2 separate regions of the Homo sapiens genome follow, and region 2 is linked to region 1. Evidence: chromatin loops called from intact Hi-C (ENCODE). Cell type or tissue: GM12878. All regions are shown on one strand. Each heading gives the region's core, and the rest is flanking DNA. Links, peaks and the distances in the headings are about the cores only. Region 1 holds the start of LOC112268065 (a long non-coding RNA gene). Region 2 overlaps SLIT1 (slit guidance ligand 1).

What was found. A loop is a pair of places that touch in the nucleus more often than their neighbours do. Peaks named below come from ENCODE experiments on the same cell type or tissue, not always from the same donor. Only the 100,000 strongest peaks of a DNase experiment are listed, where the experiment ranks them.
Region 2: it touches region 1 in a loop (2.1-fold over the local background); 4 of 110 quality-filtered maps call a loop at or near these places.

Annotation. Positions count from the first base shown.
Region 1 is chr10:97,193,227-97,199,375 of GRCh38, reverse strand. All of the region lies in intron 11 of ARHGAP19-SLIT1 (ARHGAP19-SLIT1 readthrough (NMD candidate)), which reads left to right. It overlaps LOC112268065 (a long non-coding RNA gene), which reads right to left and starts at 3,476. Exons shown (of 3, transcript XR_002957098.2): 1 at 3,293-3,476; 2 at 1-116. RefSeq lists an enhancer at 2,624-2,863 and a silencer at 2,994-3,043. In GM12878, for the core only: a CTCF peak has its summit at 2,634; a DNase peak (open chromatin) is centred at 2,599; H3K4me3 peaks cover 1,135 bases.
Region 2 is chr10:97,135,703-97,141,851 of GRCh38, reverse strand. The region is part of intron 4 of SLIT1 (slit guidance ligand 1); the gene reads left to right. Among named protein-coding and RNA genes, the nearest start is that of SLIT1-AS1, 36 kb to the right of the region's middle. RefSeq lists an enhancer at 267-1,007. In GM12878, for the core only: a CTCF peak has its summit at 3,496; no DNase peak of the experiment used is centred there.

The DNA of each region.
Region 1 (6,149 bases), core at 1,076-5,075:
CACTCTCCCGCATCCAAATGTGCTCTTCAGAAGCCACTTCCTCCTGGGAACTGAACCCAGACTTTGGGGAAGCTGCCACCAGTCCATAGTGAGAGTCAGGCTTCCTCAGAGTGTGGCTTAACAAATTGAAGATGATAATTAATAATTAAGATGGTAAGATGATTAATTAATTATCTTAATCAACATACTTGTGTATACATGAGGGAAAGCTGAGAGTTTTGCCTCAAAGCACAGCTGGCTGGAGCACTGGATTGAGATGGTTCTGAAGCCGAGCTCAAAGGAAAGGAGTGTGGTGATTAATTAGCGACATCTGCCGCGGGCCGGGGAGGGGAGAATGGTAGCTTGCCCACTATGCACTTGTCATCCTGGCCGAAACGATTTCTTCCTGTTTTCTATTGAGGCATAACCTTCATAAAGTGCACTGATTTTAAGTGTATAACTTGATGTATGTTTACATACTTATGCTTAAACGTGTATATATGTGTATAAATATTTATACACACACGCACACATTACCACCACCTAGATCAAAATACCATTTCCAGAGGCCCAAAATGTCCCCTTGTGCCGGCTTTCAGTTACTGCTGTCTCAAAGGCAACCATTATTTTGACTTCTGTCACTATAAATTAGATTTGCTTGTGTTCTATTTCATATACATTGGATTAAACAATATATATTCTTGTGTCTGGCTTCTTTCACTCAGCATAATGCCTGTGTAATTCATTAATGTTGTTGAGTGGCTTGTTCTTGCTCATTATTCCATTGTATAGCTACGCCACAATTTGTTTATCCATTCCCCTGTTGATGAACATTTGAGCTGCTTCCAGTCTGAGCTATTCTGAATGAGGCTGTCATAAATATTCTTCTACATGTCTTTTGGTGGACCTAACCGCTCATTTCTGTTGTGTGTGTATATATATCTATATCTATACATCTATGTTTATATACACATGTACAAATATATATACGTACAAATATATATGTGTGTGTATACATATATTCAGGAGAAAAAGTGCAGAGTCACAGGGTAGGTAAACGTTTAGCTCGTGAAGTAACTGAGTTTGACTCACCAAGCCTTGAATTGCATCAAACGTGAACGGCTTCCATTGCATGTAAAACAGCGTGCTGGGCTCCAGGTACACACATATCTGTTAAACTGAGACTCTGACTCTGAGATATGATATCAACTTAGAGCAAGTCTTAAAGAAAAGCAAACACCTAATACAACCAGGCAGCTCATTCTCTAACCTTTCCCTATTTTCATATTTTATAGTACTTCATATTTTTTTTTCTTCTTTTTTTAATCCAGGGTCTTTGTTACCCAGGCTGGAGTGCAGTGGCGAGATCTCAGCCCACTGCAGCCTTGACCTCCTGGGCTCAGGTAATTCTCCCACCTCAGCTTCCCGAGTAGCTGGGACCACAGTTGTGTGCCACTATACCCAGCTAATGTTTGCATTTTTTGTAGAGATGGGGTTTCACCATGTTGCCCAGGCTGGTCTAGAACTCCTGGACTCAAGTGATCCACCTGTCTCAGCCTTCCAAGGTGCTGGGATTACTCACATGAGCCACCATGCCCGGCCTCTATATTTTCAATTACTTAATTGAACTTTGGTTTCCTGCAGGCTCTAATAAATCTTGCATTCCCCCCAATTCTTTCTTGACTTTCCAGAGGTTTGTTTAGGCTTGTTTTGCCAGATATCATGTCTTCTTTAGCTTTCTTTGGTTGTCCCAGAGCAGATCTTATCTGTATTGGCTAGGAAAAGAGTTGGGGACACATCCCCAGTCCAGTGATCAGTTCCCTATGCCTGGAAATTTTTTTTCCAATCAAGAAGAAAAAAACTTCTCCAAGAATGACCTCTTTTAACCTCTTTTAAAATGGGCTTTTGCTTTTTGAAATAACAGCTGCAGTATTTATAGTCTGTATTGAATACTTATGTTTGGCCACTAAATACTTCTGGCTGTAGAAGACTCCTGACTTGTAAATTTGCTTTTGATTTTAACAAGGATCACATGTCTTGTTTGAGCAATATAGGGCCTTGTTCATGGTGGATGCACAATAAATATTGAATGAACTTAATGAAAATCATTTAAGAAAACATTACATAGACTGTAACTAGAGGCGATGGAAATTTCCTTCCAGCTCTAAGGTTTTAAGGCGAAGCCCTCAGAGGATATCTTCATCCTCAGCCTTGGGAAGGAGTGGGGAGATGACGAAGGGAGGGAGGGAGTGGCTCTTTTTTTCACTGTAGACAGGAGTGGAGCTGCGTGGGCAGCGGTCGGGCGTCCCTGGGTTGGGTGTATTCATCCAGCCTCCAGCTACTCTGACTCTAAACAATGGTCAGTACTCTTGGATTTCTAAATTCTGTCTGGTCTTAATCTAAACCCAGATTAAGGACCTGGGTTTTCTAGTCCCATTTCCGTTCGTTTGCGTTTCACAAGCATTTATTGAGCACCTACTAGGTTCCAGGGACTGCGCTGGGGACTAGACTGCACACATGAGTTGCACAGAAGCTGACAGATACGTGGGCAGGTAGAACCACAAAGGCTTCATCTCAATATGTAAGCGGGGTGATGGAGGGAAGGCATTCGGCTCTGCCCCCAGCAGTTCTGTGACCTTGGGGCAGCTGCTTCTCCTCTAGGGGCGCTATTTCCTTATCTGTAAGATAGGGGGATTGCAAGGTTTTCTTTCCGAAGTCGCTTCCAGCTGTACTGGGCCGGGGGGCTATGCATCTGTCCCCGCCAAACGACGCTGAGGACAGGGTGGTTGGACAACTGGACAGGCCTCAGAGTGGACAAACCCAGAGCTTCCCTGGGTGCGCCCCTCACAGATGGTGCCTGAAACCTCCCGAAGGGCCTCTGCGCCGCCCCCATTCCCGTTTGTCCGGAGGCGCTGTTTTGATTGATCCAGTAGAGGTGCGCGGTTTCCGTTTGCTTGGCGCCCTTCTTAGCAAACGCACCCACCCCCAAGCGGCGGTACAGATGGCCCCGCCCCGCCCTCGCGCGTCCTCGCGGCCCCCTTGCGCTCCCTCCCCCGGGAGTCCCGTCGTGCAGAGCCGCGCCTCCGCGCCGGGGAGCCAGTGTCCGCGAACCCAGCCGGCACTCCGGGTTCCGCGCCGCTGCCCCGACGCCGCGGGCCGGGGCTGGTGAATGTTTATGGAGGAGGATGAGAGATCCTCCAAGGACCCAAACTGGCTTGGCAGCGGAAGCCCAAAGCAGCCACCAAACGGTCGATTTAAAAAACTCATCCTGCCCTCCCTGGAAACCTCTCCAAGCCTTTCCAGCCTGGCCTACCTCAGCTCCCTGACCCAGCTTCAGTATTGCGACGGTGATTTTAAATCTGCCAGCAGTGTTGACACCGCTGTCTGGCCTTTGCAGGTGCCAGGCCTGGGCGTGAACAGGGGGCTTTGCCACCCACTGGCTGCATAACCGAGCAGCAGTCGACAACTCCTCCAAGGCTCCGGTTTCTCCTCTAAACAGTTAACAGCAACTCCCTTACAGCGTTACCTGCAGATCATTCCTGTGTGACATCATTCCAGATGTGACATCAACAGCAGGCAGTTTTGTCATTGTGCAGTAAAAAGGTTCAGGGTGTGACATCTGGCTTCAGACTGCCTGGGGTAAGATCCCCTGTCCCTGTCAGTGGGGCATGATGAACAAGTTTCTTAACTCCCTGGGCAGCAGTTGCTTAATGCTAGGGATCACTGGCAGCAGGAGACAAAGACCAGTGGAGGACCCGCGTTCTGGACCACATTTTCTCCCTTAGCTGAGCCATCACTTATTATTTTTTATTGTGCTAATTATATACATATGACAAAATTTACCATTTAGCCATTCTAAATGTACAATTAGTGGCATTAATTGCATTCATAGTGTTGTGCGATCATCACCATTTATTTCCAAAATTTTTTCCTCACACCTAACAGAAACTTTGTACGCATTAAACAATAACTTTCCATTCCCATCCCCCTCCAGCCCCTAGCAACCTCTAATCTACTCCTTGTCTACATAAATTTGTCTGTTCTAGATATTTTCATACAAACTGTCGCTTATTTTTTATTTTATTTTTCTGAGACAGAGTCTCTCTCTGTTGCTCAGGCTGGAGTGCAGTGGTACAATCTTGGGTCACTGCCACCTCTGCCCCCCTGGGTTCAAGCAATTCTCTTGCCTCAACCTCCTGAGTAGCTGGGATTACAGGTGCCTGCCACCACACCCTGCTAATTTTTGTATTTTTAGTAGAGATGGGGTTTTGCCATCTTGGCCAGGCTGGTCTTGAACTCCTGACCTCAGGTGATCCGCCTGCCTTGGCCTCCCAAAGTGCTAGGATTACAGGCGTGAGCCACCGCGCCCAGCTCGTCGCTTATTTTTTAAGCACCCTTTGCAGATTAGAGCAGCTCCCTCAGTGCAGGAATATAAAATGTGTTATTTAGTATTTAGTGTGTTCACATAAAATCATTAAATTTCGTATACGAAATTTAGTGGTAATTTTATTCAAACTATAATGGTAATTACATTTTTATTTCTAAAAATTTTTTGTAGCTTATTGTAGAAAATATGGAAAATATAGAAGGGTATAAAATAAGAGACTAAAAATCACTGATAATTCCAATGATTTAACATTTGGATGTATTCTCTTTTAATTAGATTAGATTTACTTTTAAGTTCATTGAATGTTTTTAGGCTAGGAGCTGCTGAATCTAGGTTTTTGCCATTTTGAGAAGGACAACTACATTTGCGATGAGAAGACCACCCACAGTCTGTGAGGGAAAGGAAAGGTCTAAGAATATCTGGGTTTCGTGTCAGTTACACAAGCAGACCCAGAACACACACATTTGCAGAAGGAGCTAAGGAAAAAGAAGAAGAAGGAATCCTCTAAAATTACTTGTACATAATGTTTGTCAAACGGAACTTTCTCTAGACAGACCTGTTGCCTAAGTTATCCCTATAACCAATTTTGGCTTTTTAAAAAAATGAACACACTAACCACATGCCTGTACATGCAGCATAAGGCACTTTCTTTTTTCAGTTTTTAAATTTATTATTATTATTATTATTATTTTTGAGATGGAGTTTCTCTCTTGTTGCCCAGGCTGGAGTGCAATGGTGTGATCTCAGCTCACTGCAACCTCTGCCTCCTCCCAGGTTCAAGTGATTCTTCTGCCTCAGCCTCCCAAGTAGCTGGGATTACAAGCATGCACCACCACGCCAGGCTAATTTTGTATTTTTAGTAGAGACGAGGTTTTACCACGTTGACCAGGCTGGTCTTGAACTCCTGACCTCAGGTGATCCACCTGCCTCGGCCTCCCAAAGTGTTGGGATTACAGGCATGAGCCACTGCACCTGACCAAATTTATTATTATTTATATATTTACTTTTTTGAGACAAGGTCTTGCTCTGTTGCCCAGGCTGGAATGCAGTGGTGCGATCACGGCTCACTGCAGCTTTGACTTCATGGGTTCAAGCCATTCTCCCACCTCAGCTTCCTGAGTAGCTGGGACTACAGGCGCAAGCCACTGTGCCCGGCTAATTTTTGTATTTTTTGTAGAGACAGTGTTTCGCCATGTTGCCCAGGCTGGTCTTGAACTCCTGAGCTCAAGTGATCTGCCTGCCTTTGCCTCCCAAAGTGCTGGGATTACAGGCGTGAGCCACTGCGCTTAGCCCATAAGGCACTCTCCTATGTACTACCCATTCAATCCCCACACTGGCCCCAGGAGGTAGATCTTAAGTAAATGGGTATTTTACATCTCAGCTCTGCCACCTACGTGCTGTGTGACCTTGGGTGAACTCCCAAACGTCGTTGTGCTTCCAGCTCCTTCTAAGTTTCTTGGGAGTATTAAATGATTTAATAGGTAAAGGTCTTGGAAGAGTATGAGCCCCTGGAATTTATAGGTACAATAGAAGTGTTTGTTAGTTGGTAGGATTATTCTTTACAGACAAGGCCCCCAAGATGCAGATGGATTAATGAGCTCCCTGATGCTGCATTTTTGTCATCTTCTTGGACTTTGGAGGACTGAAGGCTGACTCCGATGGAGAAGGGGATGCGGTGGAGAAGGGGATGCGATGGAGGAGGGGATGTGGTGGAGAAGGGGGTGTGATGGGGAAGGGCGTGTGATGGAGAAGGGGGTGTGTTGGAGAAGGGCATGCAATGGAG
Region 2 (6,149 bases), core at 1,313-5,312, 58 kb after region 1:
CACTGCATTTCAACCTGCATGACTTAGTGAGACCCTGTCTAGTACAATACAATACAATACAGTACAATACAATACAGTACGATACAATACGATACGATACGATACGATACGATACAATACAGTACAATACAATACAGTACAATACAATACGATACGATACGATACGATACAATACGATACAATGCAATGCAATACAATACAATGCAATACAGTGCATTAAGGTGGCTAAAAGAGTATAGTCTCAGTTTGAATTAATAGAGGCAATGTGTCCTCTCCAGGGGAGGGCAGTCCTGTTCTAGTCTGTGCTGATTCAAGCATATCCAGAGAACAGTGTTCAGAACCAGGATCTGTTTTATCGCGTGTGCTTGTGTGGAGGTCTCTGAACATGCTTGGAGGAGGGTGGCTAACACTGGGAGCCATCTGGAAACCATTTCATATGGGATAGAGTCAAGGGGCCTGGGGCTGTTTGGTGCGATGAAAAGAAAATGTAGAGGAACCCTGAGAGTAATTTTCAAATCTATGTGAAGGGCTGTCATGAGGACAAGGAAGCAGATTTGTTCTAGAAGCTGGGTCCAGGGGTGGAAGTGGATGTTGTTCTGCACGAGGCAGGCTTCCTAGACACGAGCTGGCTGCTGAAGGGTGGGCTGCTGTGCTTGTCACCTCATTCCTGGAAGAGTTCAGGGAGGGGCTGAATCCGCATCTGCCAGAACTGCGTGCTGGAGCTGTCGTCGGGAGCCAGGGTCTGATAGCCTCGGGGTGCTTTTACATGCAGAGCCTCCGACAAGGGAGCCGTGGAGGACTTGCGAGTAGGGAAGAAGCCGACCCAAGCGGTGTTTCGGATGGTTAATCTGCTCACAGACACACGCAACTGGCAGCTGGTGGGTGCCTGGAAGTCCCCTAGCCTGAGCCTCAGTGTTGGAAGCCATCCCCTCTAGCAAAGTGGTTCCAGTGAGCTGTGTAACAAAATATTTACCAGACCCCAGATTCTGGCCCACATTTCAGAGTCAAATTTGGAACAATAAAAATCGACAAATCGCTTTGGAAGTGATGTCTGATTTGTAAAGAGACACAGGAGGTTTATCCCTGGGCAAAACCAGAGGTGCCGAGGAGCCCGTTCTCCCCTGGGCTGCCCCCACCCAGCCATCGCCCGCTGAGCAATGACTCATTTCCCCCTTTGAAGTCCACGTAGTTGTCTTTGGGGCCCTGGTGTTTGTACCCCTCTGCTCCTTCAACAAAGGCCCTTCTGTCGGCCGATCGCGGAGGCCAAGCAGGGAAGGGTTAGAAAGGAAGGTATCGACTGAATACCAATAAGGAGGGGAAGTGTGTTTATGGAGAATGAGGGGCTCCAGGCAACTTGGGGGCCCACTCGTGCTGTGCAAACACAGCGGAGAATTCCCTTTGGCGGGTTTGTTTTACTAAAGGCTCTGGGGCCCAAGGAGGGCGGTGGGAGGGGAACAGGAGAGAGGGAGGAAATATTTCACAATTCGAAGTTGAAGCTTAGCCCCTTGTTGGGGAGGGGCCGGCCTGAGAGCTGCAGGGTAACAAAGAGGCAGTGTGGGCTGGTGACAGTTAGGGGAAAACACATGGCAACTAATGGGGTAGTAATGGGTAGGGAGGTAACCTGGGAAAAGCTGGTACGAGGAACGCTGGCACATAAATTCTGGTGGCGAGACACCCGCCTTGGCAGGGAGACAGGGGCCACTCTTTCACCCTCCCCATGGTCAGAGCCAGAGATGTTCCCACTCCCAGGAACATGGTCAGGGTGAGGGATGGCGGGAAGAGGAAAAGCCATGCTGGGGTTTCATCACCCTGCAAGGCCCCTGGAAAGACAGAGAGGAAGAGGGGAGCTTCAGGCTAAGTGCCAGAAATCAGCACAAAGCAGAGGCTTCTGTTGCTGCTGCCTACCCCATTCATAGTGAGGGGCGATGGGCACCTTGCTGAGACCCCGTGGTTGGACCCCCAAGGACACCCACCTTGTGAGAGGCTTTGCCGATTTCGGGAGTCCCCAGCTGTTCAGCTGGAGCCAAGGGCCCAGTGCCCTGTGTGCACACTGACATGCAGTGCCCTTGTAGGGGACCCAAAGATAGGGTTTTCCTATTCATCCAGGCCCCCGGAACTCTGCACGCCATTTCTAGGAGAATCCTTTGGACATGTCAGCTCTCAGAGGGGACAGTATTTATTACCTGGGGGTTTTTGGAGGAAGCCATTTAGCAGTTTGGATTTGGACGTTTACAGCTTCCATGAGGTTCCCCAAACAACCAGTGGTGTCCCAGAGTTCAGGATAGTGTGCTTGTTGACAGGGGTTTTGGTACCCTGTCTGTCACAGAGCAACTATTTCTTGATCAAGTTGATAATACTCTTCTCTTAGAAACCAAAACAAAAAAGCAAAGCCACTTTTTATGTATTTCCCTATCTTTGTGTGTGTGACCAGCTCTCCTCTCCACAGTGCTTAGGAAACATTTAGGAAAGAAGAGAATGGGGATGCTCCGTTTGAGGGGAGCACACTGAGAGCCTCTTTCTCCTCCAAGGCTACTGGCCCTGGGATTGTGAATCCTTAATGTGATTCCTGGTTGATGTTTGCAAAGTAGCAGCTAGTCTTAGACTCCTGAGTACTTCCAGTTTCCCATGGTGAGTGTCCCTCCTGAAGGTAACTGAATTCTCGAGATGGCCCCCAGCCTGCTGCCTGGCTGAGAGGCGGCCCTCCTTTCCAGCCTCACTCCCGCTGACTTGGCCGTGGGGACCCTGGGCTCTGCTTCCCTCTCCGGATGCATGGATGCATTCATTCACCCGACCAACTCATTACAAGCCTGCTGCCTGCAGTCATTTGTCTGGCACAGGGAATATCAGGATGGATTAGATATGGTCTTGGGCTTAGGCAGAGTGTTGACTGGTGGTGCTGCGGGTTGCTGATTCTCAAGAGGGTGATGTAAGCTGTGAGAATTTGATGGCTGGTTGGCAGCCTGGCTTTTTCCCTCCTGGTTCCCATCCATGAAATGAAAAAACACTGGAATGTAAAAGGAAACAAATAGTGAAACATTGTATTTCACAGGCACAGATGCACACATATCAATTATACTGTTATGCTGTTCCAGCATAATCGCCTTCCTCATCTTCCTCTGTCTCAGACATATTCAAATTTGGTCACCACACCTGGGTGTCTGAATGTCTTGTCCTTCTAAAGGTAACTAGAAAAAAAAAAAAACAGTTTCCTACAAATCACAACTGCGTTTATAGGAAACAAAGGACAGGAAATAATTTTGAGCAGATCCTTACGGGAAACTTGTGTAAGCAAGGCCTGGAACTCATGTATTGATGATTTTTAATAGCATCTTTCCCAGCCAGCTGGACATGGCATGAGACTTCAGTCATCCCGAAGGGAAGGCCGTGGACAACTGGTCATTTGAACATTGACCACAGACCGTGGTGACCGTCCCCGGCCTCCCTGCAAGAGTGCATCCCTCGCTGATAAGCGCCATCTGTTGATAGTGGAGGTGAATGCAGGTGTCAGCTGTACATTGCGGAAGGCACAGGTGACCCGGAGGCCCGTAAGTGGGGAGGCCACTGTGCAGCTTCCATCTGGACTTCGCATGTAATATTCTCTGGTGCTACCCAAATATAATTGGCCACTGGTGTACTTGGTAGATTGGTTCCGCAATCAGCCCTTCGGAACCCGCGTATGTAAAATGCCAGCCCTCGGTATATGCAGGTTTCATAACCTGCAAACACTGTATTTCCCATCTGCCTCTGGCTGAAAAAAATCCAATATAAGTGGACCCAGGCAGTTCAAACCCATGTTGTTCAAGGATCAACTGTAATCTTAATCGGGAATCAGGCACAACAGGGAAGTTGAGTTTAGACTCTGGAATCCAATAGCTCTGCTACTCACCGGCTCGGGGACCTGGCAAGTTGCTTAATCTTGTTTAGACTCAGTTTTCTTATGTGGAAACAGGGCATAGCAAGAACCAATCTAAATTGTTGAGCACAGATTAAATGAGATGATGCTGTTAATGGGGCCCAACATGTGGTAAACCATCAAGAAACATTAAGCAACCAGCCTGGGCAACATGACAAAACCCCGTCTCTACAGAAAATACAAAAATTAGCTGGGGATGGTGGGGCACACCTGTAATCCCAGCTACTTTGGAGGCTGAGGTGGGAGGATCACTTGAGCCTGGGCAGGTTGAGGCTGCAGTGAGCCGAGATTATGTCCCTGAACTCCAGCCTGGGCATAGAGTGAGACCTTGTCTAAAAGAAAGAAAGAAGGAAAGAAGGAGAGAAAGAAAGAGAGACAGAGAGAAAGAAAGGAAGGAAGGAAGGAAAAGAAACATTAAGCTTGTATTTTTCTTGATAGTTAAGTCAGAGTCCCTCTAACAGTAGAAAATATGGGGAACAAAATAAAACAATTACATTTCCAGCATCTTAATCCTCATCCTGTATTTAGAATATGTTAGAGCAAAATTTTCCAGATGTGGTTTTCTGATTATTTGTAGATATTTTTCCCCCCAAACAAAGAGAATCAGGCAACCAAATGTGGCTGAGATTCTGGAATTTTGGTCTGGATATCAAGCATGTGGAATTCATTCTAGCAAGAGAGGAGTGTGCCTCGAAGATGTCTCTCTCCAAAGTGCTTCAGTTAATAGCTAATCTTTCCAGACTATATAAAGGATTTCCTTTATTATTTAGGAAGAGGAAAACATTATTTTTAAAGAAATAAAATAAAATAAAAATGGTTGTTTTTAATGCTGATAAAAGGATTGTGGTCAAATCTGCAAACAGCTTCCTTTTTCTTTTATTTGACCTCACTGCAGGCCTGCTTGGTGTGAAGTCCAGGTTGGAGGGATGCTTGCTGGTTTTTCCAGCTCATTTAACTCCAAGAGCATCGGTCTTTGTTGAGGGTGAGACCTTGACAGTTATCCGTTTTGACTCTAACAGGGAGGACTTGTCCCTGTTCAATCTGTTCTGATCTCCTGTCTCCATTGTTAATATCAGCTCACATCCAGAAGGGACCTAGGTTGAGAGGTGTTCCTGGTGACCCGGCCACTGCCCCCAGGCATGTCTCATCATGCCACAAGGACACAGTGTTGCCTCCTACACACCGACAGTATGCCTTCAAATCTTGCAAGCTCTGTAATTAGGAGCTTCGTTAAACGTGGAAGGATCACTCATTTCTGCCCATTTCCTGGCTTTCAGGGAGGACCCAGTCATGCTCATCAGTACTCTATAAAACGCCGGGCAGAGATGGTTTGTTTTTTATTTTCGTGTAAGGAGATGGGTTGTTTGTTTGTTGTGGGGGCAGGAGCCTGAAGCTTTTTGTTGTGTTTTACTTTGTTTTGTTTTTTGATGGGGGATTTCTAAAAGTAAGGATACAAAAAGATTACTATGACACAATTTACAAAATTATAATAGCATATGGACACATTGTTGGTGACCTACTCACACTGTAGAAGAGGCCAATGCAAGTGAGTGGCCTTGAAATATAAGTTTCCTTAACTTCATGGTAAAGCCACTTAAAAAAATAACTTTATTTTTAAAGAACAGTTTTAGGTTCACAGCAACACCAAACGGAAGGTACGGAGATTCCCCAAACACCCCCTGCCCTCCCACGGGTACAGCCTCCCCCAGCAGAGTGGTGCACCTATTACAGTGGATGAGGGGACAAGGTGACACAGCATCACCCAAGGCCAGAGTTGACACAAGCGTTCACTCTTGGTACTGTACATTCTATAAGGACTTATAGTGACTTTAGAATATGGTTTTATGAGTGTGTTGCCATTCTTTATTTATCACCAATGCCAAATGCAGATGCTGACATCTCAAGTTAGTCAGCCCGAGGGCCCCATCCTAATGTTAAATTCCATCATCACCCCAAGGACCCCGGAATGCAGGAGCCCACCCAGGGGTCCCAGGTGCCTTTCCAACCACCACCCCTTCCTTATCCCTCCCCAGGGCACAGTGTGTCAGCTCCTGGGCATTTTTCTATGGAGCAGGTAAAATAGAATGATCTCCTCCTATGCCCAAGAGAAGTGGTTTTAACAGGGGACCCACTCCCCGACCTGGTCTCTGTCATTGTCCTTTTCGGAAACGGGACCATCCGTGGCTGTTTACATCCCCTTCTGCAGCCCCTCCTCCACTTGACTGAGCAGCCCCGC